Regions from separate parts of the Homo sapiens genome. Here all the other regions are linked to region 4. The links are chromatin contacts, found by Hi-C or POLR2A ChIA-PET in ENCODE. All regions are on one chromosome and are shown on one strand. The core of a region is the stretch at or near the end of the contact, and the rest is flanking DNA. Distances in the headings are between cores, read along the strand shown.

Region 1 (3,752 bases), core at 1-2,500, 4.2 Mb after region 4:
CCACACGGGGTCATTTACTTATCACCTACTCCGCGCTAGAGTACTATGCTAAGTGCGGAGGACGCAAAAATTAATGTCAAAGATAATCCTTGTTCACAGTATTCTGTCTAGCTTAAGAAGAGTTCTTAGTTGAATGAAAGCTAATTCTAACAACTTGTGTGCACTTCTTTTGAATAAAAACCATCAACTTATTTGAATTCTTAAGTTTCCTCCTAAACTCCAACATTTCAGGAGGAAGAGGTCACATTCTAGTCATCTTTGCAATCTCAAACCCAAAGGAAGCCTAACTTGGTACAGTGCATGGCACATTCAATGTCTGTTGAATACAAGTAAAGCTCATACTACCTAGTCTATTTTTCAGTATCTCTTGAGTTAATGACCTGGTTAACAAGTCAGAGTCACAGTCCCAAGGGCAACAACTTTTTAAAGGCTCCCCTAACGTACTTCAGGATCCCTGACTGAGAGTGGCTGACTATGGCAGTATATGGGCATACTAATCACTGGAGAAATAATAGCGAGAAATAACCAAGGAAAAGCACTACTCTCCAAAAACATTAAAAAAAAAAAACAACTGAACAACTAGTAAGAAAGAACGCTGGATCTGAGCACCCTGTAAGTCGCTTCCCCGTGGGCCGGGTAAAGGTTTTAAAACCCGCCGCCTCCAGGAAGACGGCCACGTGCACAAGGATTAGCTGCAAACTCCGTGCCCAGTCTGGCCGGGAGAATTGCTAAAACCGACCTACCGTTAACACCCGGGCTACTCTGAAATTAAGCAAGGCTGTAGTCAAGTAAGTAACCCAAGAAAAGGCGCACAGAGCCGCCGCCGCAGGTGTAGCCCGGGGACATCCCCTCCTACCTTGCAAACGGGGCCTGGGATCCGGTCCCTCTCTTCTTCCTCCACCTCCTCTGCTGTGGCGTGCCGCTTAGCTGGCGGCTCCGCATCTATTTCGTTTCTTTTTGGCTTCTTCGCCTGAACTGCAAAGCCTCCACGCCGTTTCCTCTTGGTTGCCGCCATCTTGCCTCGCCGCCCGCGCTCTTGGCCTCCTTTCCGGCGCTGCCGCTCGCTCCTATTTCCGATCTCTATGGTTCGGCGGCTCTAAGCGCTCAGCTCCGCGGTCGTCCTCCAGGTCTGTGCCGCCTCCTTCCGGTCTCGGTGGCGCGGCACGCGCGGCTCTCTAGGCCTCCTTCAGCTCTGTGGTGACGGTGGCCGAGGTGGAGGGCCGGTCTGAAGAGTGGCGGGACTGGCTTCACTTCCTCCGCGGTTCCTCGGAGCCGCCTCGCTCCTCTTCAGGGACTTTGCTGAGAAGGGCTCTCGGGCGTCCAGACCCCACCGCAAAGGTAGGGTTTCCGCACTCGGGGACCCCGAGACTAGTAAGCGATGCTGTCCCGCGGGCGGGCTGGTGAATGGGGTTGTCTGGGACTCTTGGAGGATTATCTGGACACTCCGGGCCCGCCCCGCCATCGCCTGTTTTGTTGGAGGCGGGGCTGGTGGCGCGGGCTGCACAAAACCGACTCCCCGCGGATTTGTAGCTCCTGTTTGGCCGGGAGATACCGTGTCAGTTGCGTGTCTTCATTCTTCACAACTTTTCACGTTATTGTCCTCTTACGGAGACGAGGAAACCGTAGCTTAGATAATTTTCCTCCAGAATTACAAAGATAGTTAAGTGACATAGGTGGGGTTCGGCCTGGTCAGCCGTGTTCAGCCTCCCAGCCCCTTTCCACCTCTCAGCGCAGGTGGAGCTCGCCGGACCTCGCCAGCACTGATGGGAGTTTTACTGTCTAATCCCTTCAGGTGTTTGGCGATCCGCCGAGAAGTTGTTGGCCCCAGGAGCATCCCTCGGGGCCGAATGCGCAGTGGACGATGCCCCTTCTGACCCAACAGATCCAAGACGAGGATGATCAGTACAGCCTTGTGGCCAGCCTTGACAACGTTAGGAATCTCTCCACTATCTTGAAAGCTATTCATTTCCGAGAACATGCCACGTGTTTCGCAACTAAAAATGGTATCAAAGTAACAGTGGAAAATGCAAAGTGTGTGCAAGCAAATGCTTTTATTCAGGTATGGAAGTAGGCGCCTTTAAGCCTGTGCCATAGATACTCTAAATGTAATTTAATGAAATCGGAAGGTTTCAGTAGACAAAATAACTTAATAGTCATAATAACTTGTCAATAGTCATAATAAATAACTTAATAAATAAATAATAGTCTTAAGTTAGAGAACAAAACGTCATTACTTGAATTTTTTTTCTCTCCCGGTAACAAATTCTTTTCCCATCTTGTTTTACAGAGATAATGGTTAGTAATGACTAAAGTTTATTAAACTAGGCTATTGGCTAGGCTACAGTCTTCTTATTGTTTAACTTATTTAATCTTAACAATAGTCCTGTAAGGTAGGTTCTGTTATTATTCCCGTTTTATATATGTGGAAACGAGGCACAATTTTAAGTGATTTGCCAACAGTCCCACAGCTGGTAAGTGGCTGAATTGGGATAAGAACGCTGAATATTTGTTTCCAGAATATATGCTCTTTTTTCCACTGCGATATGCTATTACTAAAGAGTATTTTTTTCCTTTACTGGTTGTAATAGAATTTTTGTTCTTCCAAAGTAATATTTGTGTGGTTCAGATAGGATTGCAAGTTCAACTAAGCGTTTTTTAACACGTAAGTGCACAGCATGATCTCAGGGATAGAGAGGTAAATAAGACACGGTTCTTGTCCTCATGCAGGGGCATGGTATGGTGGCTCACACCTGTATTTCCAGCTGCTCAGGAGACCGAGGCTGAAGCACGAAGATCGCTTGAGCTCAGGCATTAAAGACCAGCCTGGGTAATCATAGTGAGACCCCCGTATCAATAAAAAATCATAATAAAAGTTGAAACTAATGTTGCTCATGCATTATCAAGTCATTCGTCTATTTTCCAAGTGACCTTAGCAGTAGTGATAGGCACAAAAACGAGACAAGGGAGAGTCACAGAGGGATAGTTTTAGATCCAGGAATGGAGATAAGGATGCTTCAAAGGATGTCTCTAAGATGTTTTGATTGCTAATCAGAAATTATTCTCATGGGATTAGCACAGTATTGTATTTTTTAAACGTATAAAGTGAAATCTAGGACCTTATATTATTAGTTTTTATTCTTTTATGTAACAATTTTCATTTTTACTCTTTTCATAGGCTGGAATATTTCAGGAGTTTAAAGTTCAGGAAGAGTCTGTTACTTTTCGAATTAATTTAACTGTCCTTTTAGACTGTTTATCTATTTTTGGATCAAGTCCTATGCCAGGTAAACTATGATCAGTATAAAGACATAAAAGTGTTATACATAGTGGTCAGAAAAATACAGGAAGTTATTTGGAACATAAACATTGGTTCAGAAAGCTAATGCCAATTCATTTTTCAGTGGCCACAGTCATGGGTTCTAACATTTCACAATGTTAATTGCAAGTGTGTTTATAATTCTTTTCATATTTGTAAAAGTATTTGCATTTTTTTTTTAATTTACAAGGCTTTGAGGGATTGTAAATTCGAACTGGCCAAAAGAATACTTTGGACATGTCTTAAATATTTTTAGCATTGTGAAATGTTTTAATTGCTTCTTTTTCCTAACTTGTCCAGAATTACTCCGCTAGTTAGTGGCAGAGAAAAACAAAAGCCAGTTCTGACTCCTAGTTTACTATGTTCAAAATTTGTTTCTTTTAAGCCATATTTTATAAGTTATGTCTATTTTGCCAAATGATTTTGTGGTGTTTTT
Region 2 (3,828 bases), core at 917-3,416, 4.0 Mb before region 4:
ATTTATCTTGATGAAATTTTACAAAAATATACTTTGCGGCTGGGCACTGTGACTCATGCCTGTAATTCCAGCACTTTGAGAGGCCGAAGCAGGTGGATCACTTGAGGTCAGGACTTTGAGACCAGCCTGGCCAACAGGGTGAAACCCTGTCTTTACTAAAAATACAAAAATTAGCCAGGTGTGATGGTATGCACCTGTAATCCTGGCTGCTTGGGAGCTGAGGCAGGAGAATAACTTGAACCTGGGAGGTGGATGTTGCAGTGAGCCGAGATCGTACCACTACACTCCAGCCTGGGGAACAGAGCGAGACTCCGTCTCAAAAAAAATGCTTTTCTTTATTCTTTGTTTCTTCTTCTATATGACAAACAATGAAAGAAAGTATTAAAGGCTGGGCATCATTTGTGGTTTGTGTCCCACAGTTTGCATTCCAGATTTGATCTGGTGCCTAGAACCTGCATACACTTAGCATTGCCACCCAGCACCCAACTCTACCACATCTGTATTAGTCTGTTCCCACACTGCTATGAAGAAATATCCAAGACTGGGTAATTTATAAAGAAAGAAGTTTTAATTGACTCAAAGCTCTGCATGGCTGGGGAGGCCTCAGGAAACTTACAATCGTGATGGAAGGCACCTCTTCAGAGGGCCGCAGGAGAATGTGTGCCAGCAGGGGAAAATGCCAGGCAATTATAAAACTATCAGATCTCGTGAGACCCACTCACTAACACGAGAACAGCATGGGGAAAACCAACCCCATGATTCAATTATCTCCACCTGGTCTCACCCTTGACACATGGGGATTATTACAATTCAAGGTGAGATTTGGGTGGGGACACGGAGCCAAACCATATCAGCATCTCTCCTGATTTTCCAAATGCAAATGTCTTATAGTCTCTTGCTGAGGAATATACAGTTGCCGACTTGCCCTTTCTCTGACCACCCCACACAAACACCATATTGGAATCAGACAGAATCTGAATGCCGGAACTAGAATGCCTCCTCCTTTAGGGAAGTAAGCTCCATAACTCCTGTCCACATTCCTAACCTGGAAGAGTGACCCCTTCCCTCCAGAGGTGCTGATCCCACCATTTTTGCTAAAATAGGAAGCTAGGGTGGAAACGGAGAGAGGAATGGTGGGTGAGATATTTTGTTTTTTCAAAGGCTCTGCACAGTATCTTCAATTAGATAAAGTGGCTGTAACTTTTCTTCTATTGACACTGCCCTCTTTCCTTTATTCTACTGCCTGCAAAAGAAGGCAACTGAAGAAGCCTCAAGTACCAGGGCAGGTTTTGGCTAGCTGAAGAAAGGGTAAGGTATAGGGGGGAAGACTGGAGGTGACCATCTTGGGAGTGGGTGAGAAGTGAGAGCCCAAAATGGGTCTTCTTACCTCTCTGGTACATTCTGTGCTCTTCTCTGGTCTGACATCCGCCCAGGTTCATCCAGAAAAAGATGGAAATGATTTGAACAGGATAAGCTAGGGTGAGGATTAGACACGATGAGTTCAGCTGGAGACACTCATGGTAGAGTCTGGAGGTCTCTTTGGGGGATCACTTCCAAAAGTGCAGATTTTTAGAAAAACGAGAAAGGTTCTGGAAAGGGATGTTTTCCTTCTGCTCAATGGCAGTTTCAGGTTTCCTGTAAGAAAGGAGTTTGTAGCGTCAGTATATTTGACAAATGTGGGAGAGGGAAGATTCAAGAGCTTGAAATTGCATTGCACTTCCCAAAGATGGAGAAGACATCAGGGATGAATTTCAAAGGTGATAGAAATCGGGAACTGCCCTTTGAGGATTTCAAGGGGAGAGGGAGCAAAGGCCTCACCATCAATCCACACGTCCTGTGCTAGAGTCTTGCGATTCTTATTTCCCCTACCCTCCTGCAACGATTATTCCCATATATCAAGGCCATCTGACAGAGTTAACCATCAGAATTAAATAGCAGTTCCCACAGAGTTCCATCCCCTGGAGAGGTACCTAGCTGCCGGGGCAGGCCTGAAGCCTCGGTCAGGAGGCATTGAGTCTTTCACTCTCCACGGAGGTCTTGGACTGAGAACTTCAAGTTCCAAAGGGATGAGGTGTCGGCTTCGCCCTTAGGAGCCTGGAGGGCTCTGACCAAGGAGAAGGGCGGAGCCCAGCCACTGGAAGGTTTGTTTCTTGCAGTGGAAGACGGTTGGCGACCCGGATGGCTTTTGTTACCAGGGCCAGCCCAATCCGCCCGATTCTCGGTCCCTATACTGCCTCCTTTTCCCATGCGCATCGCAAGGGATCGGTTGATGGGGCCCTCAGTATGACTTCGCTAGGAAAAATAAAGGTCTTCTTAGGCGGGAGGGGACTGATTTGAGGACGGAGGGTGGGAGTAGTGCCAGCAGCACTTTGTCGTAGTGGCACTGGGTGGGCAGTTATCAGTTGCAGTCCGCTCGTTTCTCAGTGCCCACGGTTTCTCACTGACAGTGCAGCTCGTTTCTCAGAGCCGGCGGATGTTCATGGGCAGCACCATCGAGCCAGAAGCAGTATTTGTCCTGGTAAGTCATTTCTCAACTGCCGAAGTGTACTAGGTTCCAGTCCCGCTGGTTTCTCGAATCTGCTAGTCCCACACGAGCACCAATAGGTAAACCCAGCCGGCAGTTTCCGGCTAGCACTTTCGCTATTTGAAGACATTAGGAAGTTATGTGGTGGCTCCGTACCCTCCTTTCTCCATCCGAGGCCGGGGTCCTAAAGTCGGTGTCACGGTGGCAGCACCCAGCGTTTTGTTGGCTCTTTCGCCAGCAGCGCCGAGCGGGGGGTTTTCTGTCACAGCACTTGTTGCACCGAATTTCTCGGTCGCAGAACCTCTCTTTTCCGAGGGTCGACATTTTCTGCGTGACAACACCGTTGGTTCCGCCAAAATGGATGTTGTCCTTGGGAACTCCTCCGGCTGGCGTCACTCTTAGGGTCCCAGCACCGCCATTTCGCCAAGCCGAGTTCTCTTGGTCGCGGCACATCTTGTTCCTCGGTGCCTCCATTTTCTCGGTGGCGGCAGCGCTCTGGTAGCCGATCTGAGGGATTTGGAATCGCAGCCAGTTGCGCAGAGTCTGGGGTTCCCGGGCGACGCCGGCGCTGGGCGGGGGAGCCCGCCGCTCCTCCGAGCCAGAGGCAGAGGAGCTGCGCGGACGCCGTCTCTTCACAGCGCCGCGAGCGCCGACGCACGGGTTCCTGCTCGGCCTCCTGAACCCAGTCCCCCGGCGGCGCCGCTGGCGTCTCTATCGCAGGCCCCTGCGGTTTCGCCCGTCGTTGGCTTCTTGGTCCTAGCAAGTTTCGATTTCGCGGTGCCCGCTATTTCTACCTCTTGTCCAAATAACTAGCCAAAATGTGATTTCTCAGCCTAAGCAAGTCCCGATTTAGGGCATCGGTCTAGCCCTGGCTGCGATTTCTTGGTCCTAGGAAGTCACTGTTTAGCTGTAGCAAGGCAGACTTAACCGTGCGATGGTGACTTTTCTTTTTCTTTGGTTCTTTTTCTTTTCTCTTTCTTTCTTGATACGGGGTCCGGCTCTGTCGCCCAGGCTGGAGTGCAGTGCCGCGATCTCGGCTCACTGCAACCTCCGCCTCCCGGGCTGAAGCGATCCTCCCACCCCAGCCTCCGGGGTAGCTGGGACCACAGGCACGCGCCACCACGCCCGGGTAATTTTTTGTATCCTTCCTAGAGACAGGATTTCGCCATGTTGCCTGGGCTGGTCTCAAACTCCTGATTTCTTAGTCTGACCAAGTCAGAGTTTAGTTATTTCTTACCGTAGCAAGTTGAGAGTTATTCCAGTTTGCGATTTCTGGTTGTAACAATTCTGGCTTTAACCATGCC
Region 3 (3,381 bases), core at 647-3,146, 3.9 Mb before region 4:
ACGCAGGGATTAAAGAGTTCTTCAGGGGCCAAAAACCATCTGTGTCCGGGAAATGAGCATTGCTGCCACCGGAAAACTGTCCGCTAGGTCTCTGCACTGCTCTGGACCTCGCTAGCAAGAATCTGGCGGCGCTGAGACTCAGCAAGCGCCGGCACCTAGCGGATAGCGCTGGTATTGCCAAACAAATATCCGTTTAGGCGCCATAACGGTGCTGCTAGAAAGAAACTGCGGATTCTTAGGAGGGGTGCTTCCATCCCGAAACATACTGTCTGGAGGAATGGACCGACTCTGTTTAAATGTGTTGTGACGTTTTAATGTGTTTTAATCCGTTTAATGTGTTTAATCCGTTTAATGTGTTTTAACACGTTTTAATGTGTTGTGACAGGAAAAGAGCCGGCTAACGGTATTACGGAAGTACTAGTTGGCACAGAGGCTCGGTGCAATTACCGTTCTGCACCGTAAAACGGGTTTAGGAAGTTCCTAGGAGATACTAGCGGTGCCAGAACCGAGAAAGTGACGACACAGACAACTTATGGACTCCGCGTACGGGAAACGTTCCGTTGGGCGCTAAGAACGGTGCAGCAACTGAAAAACCGCTCAGTGGGCGCTACTGGCAAAAGCGTTGCTGCAAAACCGCCAGCTCCGCATTAGAAGCAGAGCCGCCAGACAGAACCCGGGACCTGAAACCACCGAAGCGGAGACCGAGCTTGGCTCCCCAGCTCCTGAGAGAATGCAAGTCAAGGAGTACGAAGCTGTGATACTCAAAATTAGTAGAAGAAAAATGAATAACATTTAAATAAGATAAAATTTTAAAATAATAAATTCTAAAATTCAAATAAAAAGGCAAAGCAAACACACTGGAAACTACCGGTAGCATTGTTCTCAGAGCAAAAGACACAAAAAGAGCATTTAAAAATAAGCAAAAATTAGAGAGAACCAACCCTACAAAGCAGAAATTACAAGTATTGCCAAAAGAAGCAATTCTGTGATTAGGATATCCCTGTTAGATCTAAACCGGTACATGTTACACCTAAGTCTACATTTCTTAGGACAAAAACAAAAACAAACAACAACAACAACAAGAAACCAACAAAACCCAGTCATGGTTAAACCTGTTTACGACTAAAAAATCGTAGTAGCTGATATATCCCGACTTGGTCCACAAGAGGAAAAAGTCGCGTTCGGCGGAAATTGCTATCGTCAAACCGAGCTTCGTAAACCAGAAATCGCTTTTGCCGGCATTTCCTGACTTCCATGGGAGTTTAAAAAACACCAACATAGCTAAGGCGGGACTTGATGTTGCGCAGCTAGCCTTGGTGTAAGAGCTCCCAGGCACTGCTAAACTGGTCATCGCTAAACCTAAATGAATCGCATTCGCTGGTACACAGATTTCTACAGGAGTTGAACATCTCCTGCGCAGCTAAAGCAAGCCGTACTAGTAGGAAGCCGGAACTTGCCACGACTTAGAAACTTGAGGCTTTGGGAGGCCAAGGCGGGTGGATCATCTGAGGTCGGGAGTTTGAGACCAGTCTGGCTAATGTGGCAAAACCCCGTCTCTACTAAAAATACAAAAATTAGCCGGGTGTGGTGGCGGGCGCCTATAATCCCAGCTATTTGGGAGGCTGAGGCAGGAGAATCACTTGAACCCGGGAGGTGGAGGTTGCAGTGAGCCGAGATCGCCGAGATGGCGCCACTGCATTCTAGCCTGGACGAAAGAAACTCTGTCTCAAAAAAAAAAAAAAAAAAAAAAAAAAAAAGAAAAAGAAAAAAGAAACTTGAGGCAGGGCTAACTCTGCGTTTGTTATGATTAGGCTACAGGAAACCCGGAGTTGCTGGGAAATGAGTCACAGGGTCACTCAGCCTTTCTGTGGCGAAACATCGACTTCCTACGACCTAGAAATCGCCGCCAGGGCTAGGCTGGTGTTTGTCCTAAGTGGGTACTTGCTTGGGTTGAGAAATCACATTTTGGCTATTCCCCGACTTGAACCAGGGGATAGAAATCGTAGTCACCGGCTGGGCGCAGCGGCTCATGCTGTAATCCTGGCAGTTTGGGAGGCCGAGGCGGGCAGATTATTGAGGTTAGGAGTTCGAGACCAGCCTGGTCAATATGATGAAACACCGCCTCTAGTAAAAATACAAAAATTATCCGGGCGTGGTGGCGAGCGCCTGTAATCCCAGCTACTCAGGAGGCTGAGGCAGTAGAATCCCTTGAACCTGGGGTGCGGAGGTTGCAGTGAGCCAAGATCGCGCCACTGCACTCCAGGCTGGGCGACACGGCGAGACTCTGTCTCAAAACAAAACAAAAGGAAAAGAAGAGAAAAGAAAAAGAAACGCAGGCACCCTGAAATCGAAACTTGTTAGGACCAACAAGCCAACGACAGACGAATCTGCGGGGTCCTGCGACAGACACGCCAGCCCCGCCGCCACAGCACAGGGTTCTGGAGGTCGAGCTGTTCTGCGGGTTCTGCGGCGGCGCTGGGAAGAGACGGCGCCCGGGCAGCTCCCCTGTCACCGGCTTGGAGGAGCGGCGGGCTCCCCTAGCCCAGCGCCGCCGCCGCCGCCCGGGAACGCCAGGCTCACCCCAGCTGGGGAAGCTCCGAATCCCTCAGATCGGCGACCTGAGTGCTGTCGCCCCGAGAAAATGGAGGCATCGAGCAACGAGCTGTGCTGAGACCGAGAGACCTCAGTTCTGCGAAATGTCGGTGCCTGGAGCTTGCGAATGACTGCGGCCGGCGGGTTGTCAAGGACAACATTCCTTATGGCGCAACCAACAGCGCTGTCACCAAGAAACTGGACTCTGAGAAAAAAGAGGGTTTCGGCCACCGAGAAACTCCGTGCCACATGTGCCGTGACAGCAAAACCGCCCGCTCCGCGCCGCTGGTGAAAGAGCTAACGAACGCCAGGTGCTGCGACAGTGACACCGGGACTAGAAGGCCTCGGATGGAGAATGGGACGCCCAGAGCAAGCAGGAAAACGTTTTGTTTGGCTCAACTAGCGCTGTCGCAACCGGAAAACTGTCAGGCCAGTGCTGCTGCGGATGTGAGAAACCGGTGATCCGAAGGCGGAGTGGCGCTGGGCGCTGGACTCGCTGGTGTGAAAATCTGGCTGCTCTAGGACCCGGCAAGCGCGGGCACCAGGCGAACGCCAGCGACTTTGCCAGACAAATGCATGTCTTTTTTGGTCGCCATTCAAAGATGCAGCCGGCAGTCAGCCCCGGCTCTGAGAAACAAGTGGAGGTGTCAGCCATAAACCCTCCGTTCAGGGAAAAGAGAGTCGCTGCGACGGATCGACTGGCCGTTGGGTGGAACTTTCTTTGGTGGCCTAGTGACTAGAAAATAAAAACGAAAACGAAATAAAAAACTGCTACTGACATTACTCCCA
Region 4 (3,841 bases), core at 790-3,289:
GTATAATTTCTACTGATAGATCTCTACTTTTCTTTAAGGGTGAAATGTGGTGATACATGGAGGGTTGAAATCCAACCCTCTGCCAGACCTCAAGTTTTGTGATTTTTGTTTTAGGCAGTAACTAGAATAAATAAATTGCACCAAGATTTTTAAAGCTATAACGGAGGGAGCACGCTTGTTGACATTAAAACTACTACTGGTAATGCCAGAAGACATTTCTTTAAAGTACTGTAATTGTGTTACATCCTTAAATCTAAGTGCAGTATCAGCCGCAGATATCTGATTGTAGACTTGGTTTAAAAAAAAAAAAAGAACTGGAATATATAGATAATTGGCAATATTCTAAGGAAGCAGTGTTCCTATTTTATTTTCCAGATGATGCTACTTTATGTTCCTTTTATTTTTCTTCTTACCACTTATTTTACAAATGACATATATTAACTATAGGATATTTAAAAAGTAGAGACAAGCAAACAAGAACAAAAAAGTGCACGTGTAATTCCACAAATGAGGGGAGAAAATCAGCTAACATTTTCATGTATATTTTCAGACTTTTTTCAACATACATGTACATATAAAATATTTTATAATGTATATTTTTAATTTCGTACATATTTAAACTTTTATTATAAAACAGGAAATTTGTAATATTTTGCTTGATTTAATATCATGAACATTATTTCCTATTACTAAGTCTACCTCTTCACTTTTAATCGTTGACATAATTTACATAATCCCTACCTTTGGTCATTTAAGTGTTTCCAAATGTTCACTCTTATTAACAACTTCAACAAATATCCCCAATATTGCTTTTTTTTTCTTTTTTAAAGTAAGCAGAGAATTGGAATAAATTAGAAATCCAGGGCACTTACTCATCCAACAGATATTTATTGAATACTTATTTGTGCCAGATATTGCATTAACTGGGAGCTGGGAAAACAGAACTGGTTAAGGCTAGATCTCCACTTTTAATTAACTTTCAGTCTCATGGAATAGAAAGATGAGCTGAGGAACTGGAGAGGACAAATCGCTCCTCTCTTTAAAGTAAATGTAGTTCAAGAGAAAGCTGCTGGGTCAGTGGCCAGGTGTGTGTGTGTGTGTGTGTGTGTGTGTGTGTGTGTGTGTGTGTGTGTGTGTGTGTGTGTGTGTGTGTACACATACGTATTAACTAAGCAGTTTCTAGAATTAAAATCCCTAATGTTAATAGGCTTATGCATAAAATAGATTAATCCACAACACCTGCATGAGCCACGATCCTAGGAGCTGCAGAGCCATAAAAGCCGGACACAGTACCCAGCAGCCTCGCCTCGGCTCCCGGCAGAGAACACCCTCTCCCCGGCCTCCCGGCGCTGGCGCGATCCCACCGCGGGGACCGCCGCCCTGGTCCCCGGCCGCTGCACCCCCTTCTCGCGTCCTACGCCTGGCGGCCAAAAACAAAACTGCCTAACCACTTCCACTTGGAGAAGCCCTCCTAGCCGAGAGGGGCATTCTGAAGATCAAGGGCGAGGCTGGAAAACAAACTTTGTTACGTGTTAACTTAGTTGGAGCAAAGCGATTCCAGGAAAGGAGTCTAAAACTGTGCGCAGCGTTTTTATAAAAAAATGTTTCAGTGGATACACGGGGGAGCGGGGCCGTCTATGGCAGGGCTTCAGAGCAAGCAGGAGACTGGCAGGCCGGCGAGAGCAGGTGGCCCGCCGGCCGCATCCCGGCCTCCTCCTCCCCGCTCGCCTGCATTTGGACGACGGCTTCCGCGGCGGCCGGAGGGGAGCATCCTCTACACTGCCAACTCGCATCAATGGGACTTTCCTCGTGGGAACTGCCCCTCCCGGCGGACGTGCCCTCCGGGTCCGGCGTGGGCGGGCGGGTGCCGCGAACTCCTTGCAGACCTTGGGTCGGCTCAGTGCTCCCTCAGCGCTGGGGCCGAGCCTGCACCACCCGCCGCCGTCGCCGCCGAGGGGGCGGGGGAGGTGCCGCGGGGGGCGGGCGCGGCGCGCGGGGAGGGGAAGGGGTTCTCGCGCGATTGGGCGAGGTTTCCGGTGTTGTGACTGAAACCCGTCAATATGGCGGCGATCGGCCGCGGCCGCTCTCTGAAGAACCTCCGAGTACGAGGTAAGCCCGCTGCAACCCTCACTCCCCACCGCCCGGCGCCCGCCACCCCTGGCACTTGCCTTCCCCTGGCCCTGGGTTGGGGAGCGAGCCGGGGCGCTGGCCGGAGCCAGGGCAGCCGCAGCTGGCCTGCGAGCCAATCCTAATTGGGGCTGTGTGTCTGTTTCGCGCAGGGCGGAATGACAGCGGCGAGGAGAACGTCCCGCTGGATCTGACCCGAGGTAACGCGGGGCGCCGCGGGCGCCGCGAGGGCGCGCTGCTGGGGAGGAGCCGGGTCCGGGGCTGGGGGCCAGAGGCAGGGGCGGGCCCCGCACGGGACCGGCGGGGTGCGGGGGCCAGAGCCGGAGCCCCGCCTGCCGGCCCGCGGGAACCGAGCCCGGGGCCGCCTCGCCGGACCCATCCCCCTACCCAGCGCCCGCTTCCCTCGCCCGAGCCCTTCTCCGGGCCTCGGGCTGCTGCGGGTGCGGGGGAGCCCCGAGTGGAACTCGGCAGACCCGGCGACCCTCTGGGCTCGAGCTCCGGCAGAGTGGTTTGCACCTATCCCGGAGTCCGGCAGCCCAAGCTAGGGGCAGCTGGAGGGAGGTAGAGGCTGTTATTTAGGTTGCAGGAGGATGTTTGAGGGAAGAGCGACCACATCCTGCCCTCCCCGTCCCCGGAGCAGAAGCCGGACCTGCTCGGTGCTTGCCGACTGCGTGACTGCTTTCCCCTTTGCCCACCGTCCTGTGGGGACCCGCAGCATTGATAACTTGGTAGTGAAACCTAGAACTGGTCATTACTGCTAAATGTCTGGTTTATGCTGTTTCCCTTCTGCTTCCCTTTCCCGGGCCGCTGGGACTGTAGTTGGCTAAAGACCGCCCCCTCACCCTGCTGCAGGTTCATTGTTTACCTTCTGCAGTGGAGATGGGTTTGTTTACACCTTCCGAACTGGGGAAACTCGGGTGATATTTTTAATGACCTAATCCCGTTACTAGCCAGTGTTTCCTCTATCACTTACAGTACTAGAGTTTATTCGACATTATCTCGTTGAAGATTTAGTAGTTACGTACAAGATTCTTTTCTCTTCCACGGTAAACAGGATTGAGCCTACTGATTCCGACGAAGTCATATTTCACACGGGCTGTAGCTTGGAGTGTAACCCGGTTCAGCTGTACAGAATCAGTTTCTGAGGTCTATAAAACACCTTAGGAAGTAAACAAAAAAACTTGTTGTAGACATTCTGTATGAGATCAGTTTTTTACCCTATGTCGTACCTGACGTAATGACTGTTATCTACAGTAATTTGTTAAAGCTGGGCTCCTTGTTGACAACGGCTAGAGTGAAAGCATAGTGCATTTTCTAATTTGTTTTATTTTGCTTATCACGATGTAAGATTACTGTTTTATAAACTGAATGGTCAGCTTTCACTTAGCTACAAGAGTACATTTTTATAACTTAATATTTTATTCTGAAAGTTCAGGGACTTAGTTTTGGGTGAACTAGGTCCTTTTACAAGACAGTTTCTAAAATATAATACAATATAGTAGAGCTTAAATCCTGAAAATGGCTACTAATTAGATTATCAATGCACTAATTTCCACCATTTTTTTCAGCAGATCGGTTTTGAGAATTAGTATAGAAAGATGTAAAGCTTTTGACTTCTGTGCAACTGTTTGGAAACTTGACTATAACACACATGTGAAAAATCTATATAAAATAGATTCACTAGAAAACTTCCTAACAAGGATAACTTCTACAA
Region 5 (3,687 bases), core at 516-3,015, 4.0 Mb before region 4:
ATTATATATTATATATTATATATAATATATTATATATATTATATATAATATATAATATATAATATATTATATATATTATATATAATATATTTTATATATAATATATATATTATATATTATATATATATTATATAATATATATATTATATAATATATATATTATATATAATATATAAATAAATATATATTTATATATTTTATATAATATATAAAAATATATATTTATATTTATATATTTATTTATATTATATATAAATATAAAATATATATTTTAATATATATATTTATATATATAAATATATATAAATTAGACGGGGGTGGTAGCACTCACCTGTGGTCTCGGCTACTCTAGAGGCTGAAGCGGGAGGATCGCTGGATCCCAGGAAGTCGAGGCTGCACTGAGCCAAGATGACACCACTGCACCAGCCTAGGCGACAGAGGAAAAAAGAAAAGAAAAAGACATCAGACTTCCCTAAGCCCGTGGGGGACAGAGTGGGTAGAGCCAGTAGCACTTTGGTGGCACCGAGCGCGCAGTTGGTCGGTCGCTGCACCGTTCCTTTCCCAGCGCCGGCTGTTTCTCACTGGCAACGCCACGCCTTTGTCAGCGTTATCGGACGCTCTCTGGCGGCAACCTTCTCACGGCCAAAAATTATCTTTTGCAACTGCACAGACATTTGCTACGGGCAGCTGATCGCTGGGTCCCAGCGCCGCTGGTTTCACAATTTCGCGGGTGCCCCCCACCATCCCCAGCCCGCAGCATAATCGGTGAAGGGAGCCTGCGGTTTCTCCGCCGCGCCTTCGCCCGTTGCGTCCTGCGAAGCCAGTGGAATCGGTGGTCACAAGGTTGGTTTCACCAAGTCGGGCGTTTCTTGGCACTGGCACCGCTCTGCGCTTTTGCTGGCCCAGGCCGGTCTCAGCACCGTTAGGTGCTCTCTAAAGGCGACTGTCTGTCGTGGTTAGGAAAGCTGCTATGGGACGACAGTTTTTTAGAAGTTTCTAGTCTAGCCCAGCTGGCGGTTTCTGGATCGCAGAACCACTGATTGCGCGGAGCTGGATGTACTTCTGTGGCCGCGCATGTTTCTCTGTGGTATCCCTACGGCTGTCGTCGAAATCGCGGTGTTTCTCTGGCCCCACCGCCACGTGGGCAACTTCTTCAGTGGCTGCGGGGTTCTCTCCACTGAGTTGCTGGTTTTGATCCACGCTTTCTCCCAGAGAGCAGACGAGACACTTTTCTGTTTGTGTCAACTGCTAGTCGTGCTGTGCACAGTTTCCTCGTCTCGGTGCGGGGCTTTCTCCATCCGAGGCCCTCTAGTGCCGGCTTCGCGGTCGCAGCACCCGGCGTTTCCGTTGGCTCTTTCGCCAGCGGCGCGAAGCCGGCGGTTTTGCTGTCACAGCACTTGCTGCACGGAGTTTCTCGGTAGCCGAACTTCTCTTTTTTTCTCAGAGTCGACGGTTTCTTGGTGACGGCACCGCTGGTTGCGCCAAAACAAATGTTGTCCTTGACAACCCCGCCGGCTGCATTCCCTTTCAGGCTCCTGGCACCGCCATTTCGGCGAGCCGTGGTCTCTTGTTCACAGCTCTGTGCCTCCATTTCTCGGTGGCGGCAGCCCTCAGGCCGCGGATCTGAGAGATTTAAAGTCGCAGCTGCCCCCGTTGCGCCGAGTCTGGCGTTGCCGGATGGGTGCTGCAGGGCTGGGCGGGGGGAGCCCGACGCTCCTTGGAGCCGGTGACAGGGGAGCTGCAGGGGCACAGTCTCTTCCCAGCGCCGCCGCACGGGTTCCGGCTCGGCCTCCAGAACGCAGTCCTGTGGCGGCGCCGCCGGCGTCTCTGTCGCAGGACCCCACGGTTTCGCGCGTCGTTGGCTTCTTAGTCCTAGCAAGTTTCGATTTCGCGGTGCCTGGGATTTCCACCCTCTGTCCAAGTAGGGGAATAGCCAAAATGTATTTTCTCAGCCCAAGCAAGTCCTGACTTAAGACAAACACCGGTCTAGCCCTGGCTGCGATATCTAGGCCGTAGGAACTCACCCGTTTCCCCATGCGAAGGCGAAGTTACCCTGTGACTCGTTGGTCAGCAGCTCCGGGTTTCCAGTGGCCTCGGATTTCTAATCATAACAACCATGGGGTCAGCCTAGCCTCAAGTTTCTTAGTCCTAGCAAGTTCCGGTTTCCTACTGGTAAGACTTGCTTTAGCTGCGCAGGAAATGTTTAACTCCTGTGGAAATCTGGGTACCAGCGAATGCTTTTTTTTTTTTTTTAAAGGTTTAGCGATGACCAGTTTAGCAGTGTTGGGAGCTCTTATACCAAGTTTGGTTTCGCAATATCGAGTCCTGTCTTAGCTATGCTTGTGTGTTTTTAAAACTCCCGTGGAAGTCAGGAAATGCCGGCGATCGCGATGTCTCAGTTTTACCAAGCTCCCTTTGACAATAGCAAGTCCTGCCCATCGAGACTTTTTCCTCTTGTAGACCAAATCGGGATGTACCAGCTACTACGATTTTTTAGACGTAGCTAAACACGTTTAACCGTGGATATTTTTGTTTTTTTTCTCGTAGGAAATTATGACAGGAGCAACCTGCAGGGGTTTAGATCTGACAGAAATATTCTAATGGTAGGCATTGCATCGCTTAGCCATATTTGTAATTTCTTCTTTGTAGGGTTGGTTCTCTGTAACTTTTGCTTACCTTAAAATTATTTTTGTGTCTTGCTCTGAGGACAATGTTACCGATGTGTTTTTCATTTTTACTTGCATTTCAGACTTTCATTATTTTAAATTATGTATTTTTTTTTTCTTCTAATTTTGAGCGTCTCAGATTCGTGCTTCTTGACTTTCATTCTCTCAGGAGCCGGGGAGCCGAGCTCGGTCTTAGCCTCGCTGGTATCAGGTTCCGGGTTCTGTCTGGAGGCTCCGCTTCCTATGCAGAGCTGGCGGTTTTGTATCAGCACGTTTGCCAGTGGCGCCCACTGGGCGTTTTCTCAGTTGCTGCACCCAACGTGACATTTCCCGTTCGCGGGGTCCTTAGGTTCTCAGTGCTGTCACTTTTTCGCTCCTACAACCGCTAGTATCTCCTAGGAACTTCCTGAACCCCGTTTTGCCGTGCAGAACGGTGATTGCACCGAGCCGCTGTTCGCACTAGTAATTGTGTGGTACCATTAGCCGGCGCTTTTTCTGTCACAACCCATTAAAACGGGTTAAAACATATTAAACCTATCAAACACATTGAACGGATTAAAACACATTAAATGCCGCAACACATTTTTCTGGTACAACACATTGAAACAGAGTTGGTTCATTCCTCCAAACAGGTTGTTTAGGTGTGGAAGCACCGCTCTTAGTTCTAAGAGCATGCTGTTTCTCTTTAGCAGCACCCTTTACGGCGCCAAAACGGATATTTGTTTGGCAATACCAGCGCTATCCGCTAGGTGCCGGCGCTTGCTAAGTTCAACGCGCCAGTTTCTCGTTTGCAAGGTGGTTAGGGCAGAGCCCTAGCAGACAGTTTTCCGGTGGCAGCAACGCTCATTTCCCGGAAACGGGTGGTTCTTGGCCCTTGCGCGCTCTTGAATACCTGCGTTCTGTAGCGCTAGTTCTCTTCAAGATTTGCTTAGTGTCATTTCATTTCGGTTTCTTTTCTCGCCATGTTTTTCTGTCGGAATTACGGTTCGTTTTGGTTCTATGTACTCTCTAAAATGTTATC
Region 6 (3,794 bases), core at 21-2,520, 4.0 Mb before region 4:
ACCCACCGTCGACAATTAGGGTGATGTCAGTAAACCGGTCCTGCTCTCGCTGTTCATTCAATCGGTCGAGGATCATTTTATGATGTTCAGGGAACTCCTGAAGGCATTCCATCGTCTCTTCAGCCTCCATGGCCGTCGGGCTGCTCTACAAAAGAAGAGCATGATAATGTACACCCATGAGCTCGAGCCGAGGAACAAAACCCCTAAAGCATAAAACAACAACAAAAAAAACCAGCAACGTGAAAAGAAGGGGGGAGGGTGAAGCAAGAGGAGAGAAAGGCGAGGGAAGAAAGGCGAGCCGAGCGGCCCCGGAGCGTTGAGACCGGAGCCGCGGCCGCGGGACTCCGAGCCTGACCTAATTGGAGTCGGGAGACGCGAGCTAGAGCGGGGTGGGCACAGCGCCGGAGGTTCCGAGCGCCAGGGCGCGCAAGTCCAACAAGGGAGGGGACTCGACAGCCGTGGCGGTCCTCTAACGGCCCGCCAAGCCCTTCTGCCCGGCCGGGGCTCCCACCGCCCCGGGACCCGGTCCGGCCCGCGACCCACAACGACTCTCGGGTCGCCTCTCCCTCCCCCGCCCTCCCTCTTCTCCCCCGCCCCGACCGGGCCGGCACTCACTGAGGGAAGGAGGAGCGGCCCAGGCTTGCGCGTCACTTACGTCGACGCACACCGTCACCGCGTCGAGCTCCGGCTGACGCGGACGCCTTCCGGGCGCCGACCAGCAAGGGAACGGGCCACGCCCCTACCCACACCCCTCAGTGGATGGGCGGGGCCGAGCGCGGGGATTTGGCGCTCACGAAGGGCGAGGGCTTGCTCTCTGAGAAGAAACCGGGCAGCGGTGGGCTTGGGCTACTGCAGAGCCTGGCAGGGCCAGAAGCTGGGAACCTAAGTCATTGCCCTTCAACCTCTCACCCTCCCCAGCTTGACTCCAGGGGCGGACACTTCCCGACCCGAGCCCGGAATGAACTCGCCAACCGTCCTCACAGCCCAGCTACTGCGCGGCCCCTCCCGCCCCGTCCTGCCCCGCCCCCTTCCTTCCGAGACCTGGGTTGGCCCGCCTTACCTAGCTCGTGGGTCGCCCTCCTTCCTCTCCGTCCCTCAGAGCCTCTTGTTCCGTGCTTTCCCCTCCCAGGGCATAATGCGCCCCACGCCTTTCCTGACCCCTAACCCGTGGGTCGCCCTCCATTTTCTTCGTGAGAGCCGGGGCTCCCCTTCTGCTCGGGCCCCGCTGGCGCACGTGCGTTCGGTTGGGCACCCGGGCGGCCGCGGCCCCGGCAGCGGCAGCTACGGGCGCGAGCACGTTCGGGCCGCCCGGAATCTTCCTCCGCGAAGCGCGCCCTCCCCGCGCCCTGCCGCAGCACGTGCTTGCTGGGCTCAGGACCTGGAGCTGCTCAGAATTATTTACACCGGATCCCGTTAGTGCAGGCCTTCCCCACTCCTTTAAAGAGTCCAGGCCGGCGCGGTGGCTCATGCCTGTAATCCCAACACTTTGAGAGGCCTGGGCGGGTGGAGCACATGAGGTCAGGAGTTCGAAACCAGCCTGGGCAACATGGCGAAACCCCGTCTCTACTAAAAATACAAAAATTAGCCGGGAATGGTGGTGGGCGCCTGTAATCCCAGCTATTCGGGAGGCTGAGGCAGGAGAATAGCTTGAAGCGGGGAGGTGGAGGTTGTAGTGAGCTGAGGTAGTGCCACTGCATTCCAGCCTGGGCGACAGAGCGAGACAACGTCTCAAAAAAAAAAAAAAGTCCAGTGACCCACAGTCAGCTGCATGTGACTGCTTCCTTAATTCCTCCAAAGAAATATTATATATAAATACATTTTGAGGATAATTCTATAATTGAGATTTACTTATTTTTTTCTCTCAAAGAACTTGAGAATTGGGATTACGGAGGAACTCAAATAGCTATATGGTAATAATGTCATCATAACTTCAACAGATATGTATTGAGAATCCTAGTACTAGACACTGAGAAGTCCAGCTGTGAACAAGGTATATGTGGTTTCTGCCTTTCTGAATCTTAAGTCTAGTAGACTGCATAGATATTTTGAACAGTAATTGCCTAGGTGCTTGCTGATGAGTTTTGCAACACCTGAAGAACGAAGTAACTGGGTGTCAAGGAAAGCCAGTTGACCTGTAAGAAGAGATGTGGGCGGGCGCGGTGGCTCACGCTTGTAATCCCAGCACTTTGGGAGGCCGAGTTGGGGAGGAGGAGTTCAGCCCAGGAGTTTGAGGCCAGCCTGGGCACATAGCGAGACCCCATCTGTATTAAAACAAAAAATGTTTTTAAGTGATGTGAAGTCTAAGTGTTCTTAGCCAAAAGTATAGCACATGCAAAGGCACCAAGATTATAGCATTCAGGAAACTGAAACAATGTTGCTGGATAGACGCACAAGGGTGCCTTATAAAAAGTGTTGAAGATGTCAGATTTTCTTTTTGCAAGGGGAAGCCTTGCCGCATGGTGACATCCTAAGATGTACTTTTTAAAGAGATAATTCTAGCCCCAATATGGAGAACAGATTAAATGGGACAAGCTGCTAGGAATAGAGATCAACTGGGAGACTGTTAGTAATGTAGATGAAACCATGGGGGAAAATGGAATTAGAGAGCTGGTCAGAATCTAGAGATAGGCTGGGCGCAGTGGTTCAGGCCTGTAATCCCATCACTTTGGGAGGCCCAGTCGGGGAGGATCGCTGGAACCCAGGTGTTCAAGACCAGCCTGGGTGACATGGTGAAACATCGTCTCTACAAAATACAAAAAAATTAGTGATGGTGTGCACCTATTGTTTCAGCTACTTGGAAGACTGGGGTGGGAGGATCACTTGAGCTCAGGGAGGTTGAGGCTGCAGTGAGCTAAGATGGTGCCACTTCACTCCAGCCTGGGCAACAGAGTGAGACCCTGTCTCAAAAAAAAAAAAAAAAATCTAGAGATAGAACCAACATTGGCTGTAAAGCATGCCATAGATACTAAATAAATATTGCTGGATATATTGGTGACAAGGGAGAAAGAATAGTCAAAGATGGCTCCTGGATTTCTGGCTTGAGCCAGTAGATTGTTGGCACCATCTACCAAAATAGGAAATACAACTGGCGGAGCTGGATGGGGAGAGAGGATGGAACCAGAGGTGTTATTATAAGGAGATAATGTTAGAGGCCCTTGGATATATGGGCCTACATATAGTTTAGGGAAGAAGACTAACCGTAGAGATAGAGATTTGCAAGTTTACAGCATAAAAGGAATATTGAAGTGTTAAGAATAGATGGGATTGTTTAAAGAGAGTCTGCAGGAGTGATAGGCTAGCTGCTTGTAGATTGAATTGGTGTTTTAAAATATTATCATCAGCTGGTGGCTCATGCCTGTAATCCCAGCACTTTGGGAGGCCGAGGTGGGTGGATCATGAGGTCAGGAGTTTGAGACCAGCCTGACCAACACGGTGAAACCCTGTCTTTACTAAAAATACAAAAATTAGCCGGGCATGGTGGCATGCGCCTGTAATCCCAGCTACTCGGGAGGCTGAGGCAAGAGAATCGCTTGAACTCGGGAGGCGGAGGTTGCAGTGAGCTGGGACCGTGCCACTGCACTCCAGCCTGAGCAACAGAGCGAGAGTCTGTCTCAAAAAAAAAAAAAAAAAAAAATACGCTGGGCGCAGTGGCTCACGCCTGTAATCCCAGCACTTTGGGTGGCTGAGGCGGACAGATCACGAGGTCAGGAGATCGAGACCATCCTTGCTAACACGGTGAAACCCCGTCTCCACTAAAAATACAAAAAAATTAGCCGGGCATGGTGGCGGGCACC
Region 7 (3,424 bases), core at 436-2,935, 4.4 Mb before region 4:
TAAATGAATCAGTAAGCTGGGCACAGTGGCTCACGCCTGTAATCCCAACACTTTGAGAAGCCAAGGAGGGGGGAACACTTGAGCCCAGGACTTTAACACCAGCCTGGGCAACATAGCGAGATGCCCATCTCTACAAAAAACTTAATTACCTGCACGATGGCATGTGCCTGTGGTCCCAGCTACTCCAGAGGCTGAGGCCGGAGAATCCCTTGAGCCCAGGAGGTCAAGGCTGCAGTGAGCTATGATTGCACCACTGCACTCCAGCCTGGGTGACAGAGGGAGACCCTGTCTCAAAAAAAAAAAAAAAAAAAAAAGGAATAAACATCTACAGGCAGTAGACCGACTACAGAGAAAAGAACTACTATTACATTGTTTGGGTTTGCATGAAGCCATCTATGTTGTTCCTCAATAGCTCCATAAAGCCTAGATTATAAGACTTTGTACCACACTGCCAAAAGGGTAATGCCAAATTATTACTGCATTCAGAAGGAGAAAATTTGTCCTTAACATGGCTAAAAGCACTCAAAATTATAAATACATTTGCTGAAAGATACTTTAAATTCTCATTTAAGGTGTGTGGGAGTTAAAAGGTGTTTAATTTTCCCTGTCAGTTGGGTGTTTTACATTGGCTAAGAACCAAGACTGTGACAAGAAATGAGTTCTATGATTGAGAAACTCTAAGATTCTGGGGGTGGCCTAGGAGTTTACTTTGAGATTGAAATTTATTTTCTATGGTCAACTGTATAATTACGATGATACCACCCCTTGCTTTCCATCTGACACTTGGTTTGAGAAACTGTAGGTAGGAAAGGGAAAGAAGAATGTCCCTCCTTGGGCCTCTTCTTTTGGGCCTGTGCTTCCTAGAGTCAAATGTCAAGCTGGTATTTCCTTGGTGCTAAGAGCAACCACCACTCTGAGGCAGAGACGGGATGGGACCTAGCCAAAGTCCCAGTAAACAAACTGTATCTTGTAAGCGCAATTTAATTAGGGTCAAACTATTCTGTATGGACTTGCTTTTTCGACTTCTGAGGATTTAGTAGTCATGATTAAGTGCTGTCACGCTACTGCGATCTACAAACAGTAGCTCCACAACATCCGCCCGCATCGTGGCAAAGAATTATCAAGAAATCCCCAAGGGGGCGGTGAGGAGCCGCCGGTCGGCCAGGTCGCCCGGTCCCTCAGTCTGGTGAAAAGCTCCGTTGCCCACCCTGAGGGCTTCGCGGAAGGAAGTTGGCCGTATCGCTGCACCTTAGAGATGCGACGGCCGAGGCTCCCAGCTCAAGCTTCTGGTAGTAAGGCCTGTGTGCCTGGCATTCGGGGAGGCCACTTTTCTATCCCCAGCTTCCGGGCCACCACTTGGGTGCGTCGTGGGGATGTCGGCAGCTACGTTTGCGGCACAGCTCCGGCTAAACTGAAAAACGAATCCTCAGGTTTGACAAAACTAAACTAAAAAGACACTTTTCTCCTCTCACTCTGACGTCCCAAAAGTTTCCTTTTTAGGGGTCGGGGCCTACGGTGGGCGAGGAGAAACTCGAGGTATCTACCCACCGCACCAAACAACTCATGCGTCGCTTCCTTTCGACTTGGAGCTGGCCAGTATCCCGGCGTCCTCTCGGCCGACGCTGCGGTCTGAGGCCACTCTGGCCGGCAGCCGACGTCTCTATGGCTCCGACCGAGGGGCGGAGCCGCTGCTCGAGCTGCTGCTGGATTGAACTCAGAGAAGCCGGGGTGGGTATGGCTGAGCCGCTGCGTGGGACTGAGGGGAGGGGGCCGGGTGGACGCCGCGGAACTGCGTCCTGAGGTGGGAGACCGGAGGTGGGGGACCACTGAGTCTGATGTCTGGAGGGTCCGGTTGCGGGTCGGAGGGCGTGCTGGAACAGCCGCCACGCGGGAGCCAGGAGCCTCCTGGGTGCGTGTGACCCACGAGCCGGCACCGTCCCGCGGCCCTGGGGTCTGCGAGGAGCCCTGGCGCCGCCCTCCGGCTTCGCGCTTTTTCTAGATCCCTAGAACCCCAGCCCTCCGCCTACGCTCCGCGCCCCTGGCCTTTTTCTGGCCCAGGGTGGGGTTCCGGGAGTCGTGCCGAAGGAGCCCATTGCCGTCCTTAACCGGTTGTAAGAGCCTTTCGTGCCCCGGAGCCTTTGAGGCTTGAATGCTGAGAGTGTGACATGGTCCTTTCCCTGCAGCCTGGCCCATTTTTTTAAATGACATTTGAAAAATTATTGCATCACACCAGACTCAGAAAAGGATGTCTGGGAACTTCTGAGGCTTGAAACATGTTGAAATACAGAATTTTGTTTTATTCGTAATGGGCATAGGAACTAAACATTTTAAGTGCAGACATCTGATGGCTATAAAAAGTTTCAGTGAAAGTAAGCAAGATTTGTGTTTCCTTTGTCAGTTAGTTGCATCAGATTTGGCATCTGCTTTTGATATTTTTCCATTAAAGAAATTAAATATATTAAGTTTACAGCAACTACAGTTCAGTGAAGAAGACTTACTGGTAAAGCATAATAAAGGCGGTTTCTGGAATTTGGACCGTGTTTTGACCTTGGGTTTTTGCATATAATGTGTAAGGTTGGTGGGGAAGAGGGAAAGTTAAAACAGATGACACTTACTTAGAGAATGTATCAGCTCTTATTTGTTTTGACAGAAATAATGTCTAAGAGATTATTAGCAAACAATACATGATAGCGTATAATTAAAGTGACCAGCTAATTATATGTTTGTGGAATTCAGGAAGGAGAAAAGTACTGTTATGTATACTCTGAAGGCCCCAAAGTTAGTGGTATTTGCTATAAGGGGGATGGGGTGTGACAAAGTTTGGCCATTGCAGAAAATGGCTTCTGCGAGTCATAGGGAGGAATTTATAATATGTCAGTTATGTCAGAGAAGCTATCCCAAACAGTATCTTTAGTTCATAGGCTGCGGATTTATTATGTGATTATCTCTTGTATTAGTAAAATGGAATATTTATTAAATACCTTGAGCACACTGGATTTTTAAACATGACAAGTTTAAAAGAGATCACTACTCTTAAGGAACCTTATCAACAAAAGTGAATATGTAAAAGGAGGTTCGGGAGTCCGTTTTATTTGTAGGGGGAGGAATAGGAAGTGGAAAAGGAAATAAAAAGTTTAAGAAGAAAAATGGGTACCCTTAGGTGTATTATTCAGAGACAATAAGTAATACAGGAAGAACACTTAGTAAATTTCTCTTTTTCTAATACTCAGACTCTGAGCCAGATGTTAAATATCTGCACCAAAAGTTGGAGTAGAATAGATGCCAGAAATGTGGGGTTCTGGAACTGCAATTATACCTTCCTTAAAAATAGAAATAGTTCTCTTCTACGTATCTATTGTGTAATAAATTACACCAAAACTTAGAGGCTTAAAACAGTAGACAGTAGGGGCCAGGCGCCGTGGCT

What was found. A loop is a pair of places that touch in the nucleus more often than their neighbours do. ChIA-PET counts read pairs that join two places held with the same protein, here RNA polymerase II (POLR2A). Pooled maps may share reads with other maps.
Region 1: a loop to region 4 is called in a pooled map, with 9 times the contacts of the local background. The contact joins the promoter of RAD1 here to the promoter of RICTOR in region 4. A Hi-C loop is called at or near these places in 1 of 168 maps with a recorded cell type or tissue (naive thymus-derived CD4-positive, alpha-beta T cell), 2 of 37 single-sample maps with no recorded cell type and 13 of 50 pooled maps.
Region 2: a map of sigmoid colon shows a loop between it and region 4 (11-fold over the local background). The contact joins the promoter of ANXA2R-OT1 here to the promoter of RICTOR in region 4. A Hi-C loop is called at or near these places in 1 of 168 maps with a recorded cell type or tissue (sigmoid colon), 2 of 37 single-sample maps with no recorded cell type and 9 of 50 pooled maps. POLR2A ChIA-PET finds 5 or more read pairs at or near these places in 1 of 52 experiments (RWPE1).
Region 3: a map of B cell shows a loop between it and region 4 (9-fold over the local background). The contact joins the promoter of FLJ32255 here to the promoter of RICTOR in region 4. A Hi-C loop is called at or near these places in 1 of 168 maps with a recorded cell type or tissue (B cell), 1 of 37 single-sample maps with no recorded cell type and 8 of 50 pooled maps.
Region 5: a loop to region 4 is called in a map of Calu3, with 13 times the contacts of the local background. The contact joins the promoter of ANXA2R-AS1 here to the promoter of RICTOR in region 4. A Hi-C loop is called at or near these places in 1 of 168 maps with a recorded cell type or tissue (Calu3), 1 of 37 single-sample maps with no recorded cell type and 7 of 50 pooled maps.
Region 6: a map of B cell shows a loop between it and region 4 (33-fold over the local background). The contact joins the promoter of ZNF131 here to the promoter of RICTOR in region 4. A Hi-C loop is called at or near these places in 2 of 168 maps with a recorded cell type or tissue (B cell and naive thymus-derived CD4-positive, alpha-beta T cell), 1 of 37 single-sample maps with no recorded cell type and 11 of 50 pooled maps. POLR2A ChIA-PET finds 5 or more read pairs at or near these places in 1 of 52 experiments (PC-9).
Region 7: a loop to region 4 is called in a pooled map, with 10 times the contacts of the local background. The contact joins the promoter of TMEM267 here to the promoter of RICTOR in region 4. A Hi-C loop is called at or near these places in 8 of 50 pooled maps. POLR2A ChIA-PET finds 5 or more read pairs at or near these places in 2 of 52 experiments (CD4-positive, alpha-beta memory T cell and CD8-positive, alpha-beta memory T cell).

The regions. Positions count from the first base shown.
Region 1 is chr5:34,913,002-34,916,753 of GRCh38, reverse strand. It overlaps RAD1 (RAD1 checkpoint DNA exonuclease), which reads left to right and starts at 1,250. Exons shown (of 6, transcript NM_002853.4): 1 at 1,250-1,338; 2 at 1,793-2,059; 3 at 3,176-3,284. The coding sequence starts at 1,862. BRIX1 (biogenesis of ribosomes BRX1) reads right to left here and starts at 1,043. Exons shown (of 10, transcript NM_018321.4): 1 at 857-1,043. The coding sequence starts at 1,015. It also overlaps a transcript of TTC23L not described here. RefSeq lists enhancers at 455-1,060, 635-1,534, 1,555-1,614, 1,061-1,666.
Region 2 is chr5:43,065,777-43,069,604 of GRCh38, reverse strand. It overlaps ANXA2R-OT1 (ANXA2R overlapping transcript 1), which reads left to right and starts at 2,166. Exons shown (of 3, transcript NR_104651.1): 1 at 2,166-2,307; 2 at 2,448-2,518. LOC100132356 (a long non-coding RNA gene) reads left to right here and starts at 2,634. Exons shown (of 1, transcript NR_034127.1): 1 at 2,634-3,828. It overlaps LOC100506639 (a long non-coding RNA gene), which reads right to left and starts at 2,582. Exons shown (of 3, transcript NR_102752.1): 1 at 1,819-2,582; 2 at 1,388-1,635. RefSeq lists an enhancer at 2,555-2,954.
Region 3 is chr5:42,991,848-42,995,228 of GRCh38, reverse strand. FLJ32255 (a long non-coding RNA gene) reads left to right here and starts at 1,896. Exons shown (of 2, transcript NR_104643.1): 1 at 1,896-3,381. It overlaps LOC105374746 (a long non-coding RNA gene), which reads right to left and starts at 2,954. Exons shown (of 3, transcript XR_007058755.1): 1 at 1-2,954. RefSeq lists enhancers at 1,728-2,022, 2,292-2,421, 2,722-2,931, 3,272-3,381.
Region 4 is chr5:39,072,597-39,076,437 of GRCh38, reverse strand. RICTOR (RPTOR independent companion of MTOR complex 2) reads left to right here and starts at 2,039. Exons shown (of 38, transcript NM_152756.5): 1 at 2,039-2,109; 2 at 2,280-2,327. The coding sequence starts at 2,061. RefSeq lists enhancers at 1,627-2,153, 2,680-3,206 and a silencer at 1,842-2,741.
Region 5 is chr5:43,040,212-43,043,898 of GRCh38, reverse strand. ANXA2R-AS1 (ANXA2R antisense RNA 1) reads right to left here and starts at 1,765. Exons shown (of 2, transcript NR_015447.1): 1 at 332-1,765. All of the region lies in intron 2 of ANXA2R-OT1 (ANXA2R overlapping transcript 1), which reads left to right. ANXA2R (annexin A2 receptor) reads left to right here and starts at 3,580. Exons shown (of 1, transcript NM_001014279.3): 1 at 3,580-3,687. RefSeq lists enhancers at 159-694, 722-921, 1,002-1,211, 695-1,232, 1,432-1,721 and 2 more and a silencer at 3,317-3,586.
Region 6 is chr5:43,118,390-43,122,183 of GRCh38, reverse strand. It overlaps ZNF131 (zinc finger protein 131), which reads right to left and starts at 1,270. Exons shown (of 7, transcript NM_001330707.2): 1 at 1,061-1,270; 2 at 7-145. The coding sequence starts at 130. RefSeq lists enhancers at 1-182, 183-751, 1,549-1,608 and silencers at 329-588, 1,019-1,368.
Region 7 is chr5:43,482,126-43,485,549 of GRCh38, reverse strand. It overlaps TMEM267 (transmembrane protein 267), which reads left to right and starts at 1,685. Exons shown (of 3, transcript NM_022483.5): 1 at 1,685-1,728. C5orf34-AS1 (C5orf34 antisense RNA 1) reads right to left here and starts at 1,631. Exons shown (of 3, transcript XR_007058763.1): 1 at 1,549-1,631. RefSeq lists enhancers at 1,356-1,545, 811-1,654 and a silencer at 1,600-1,830.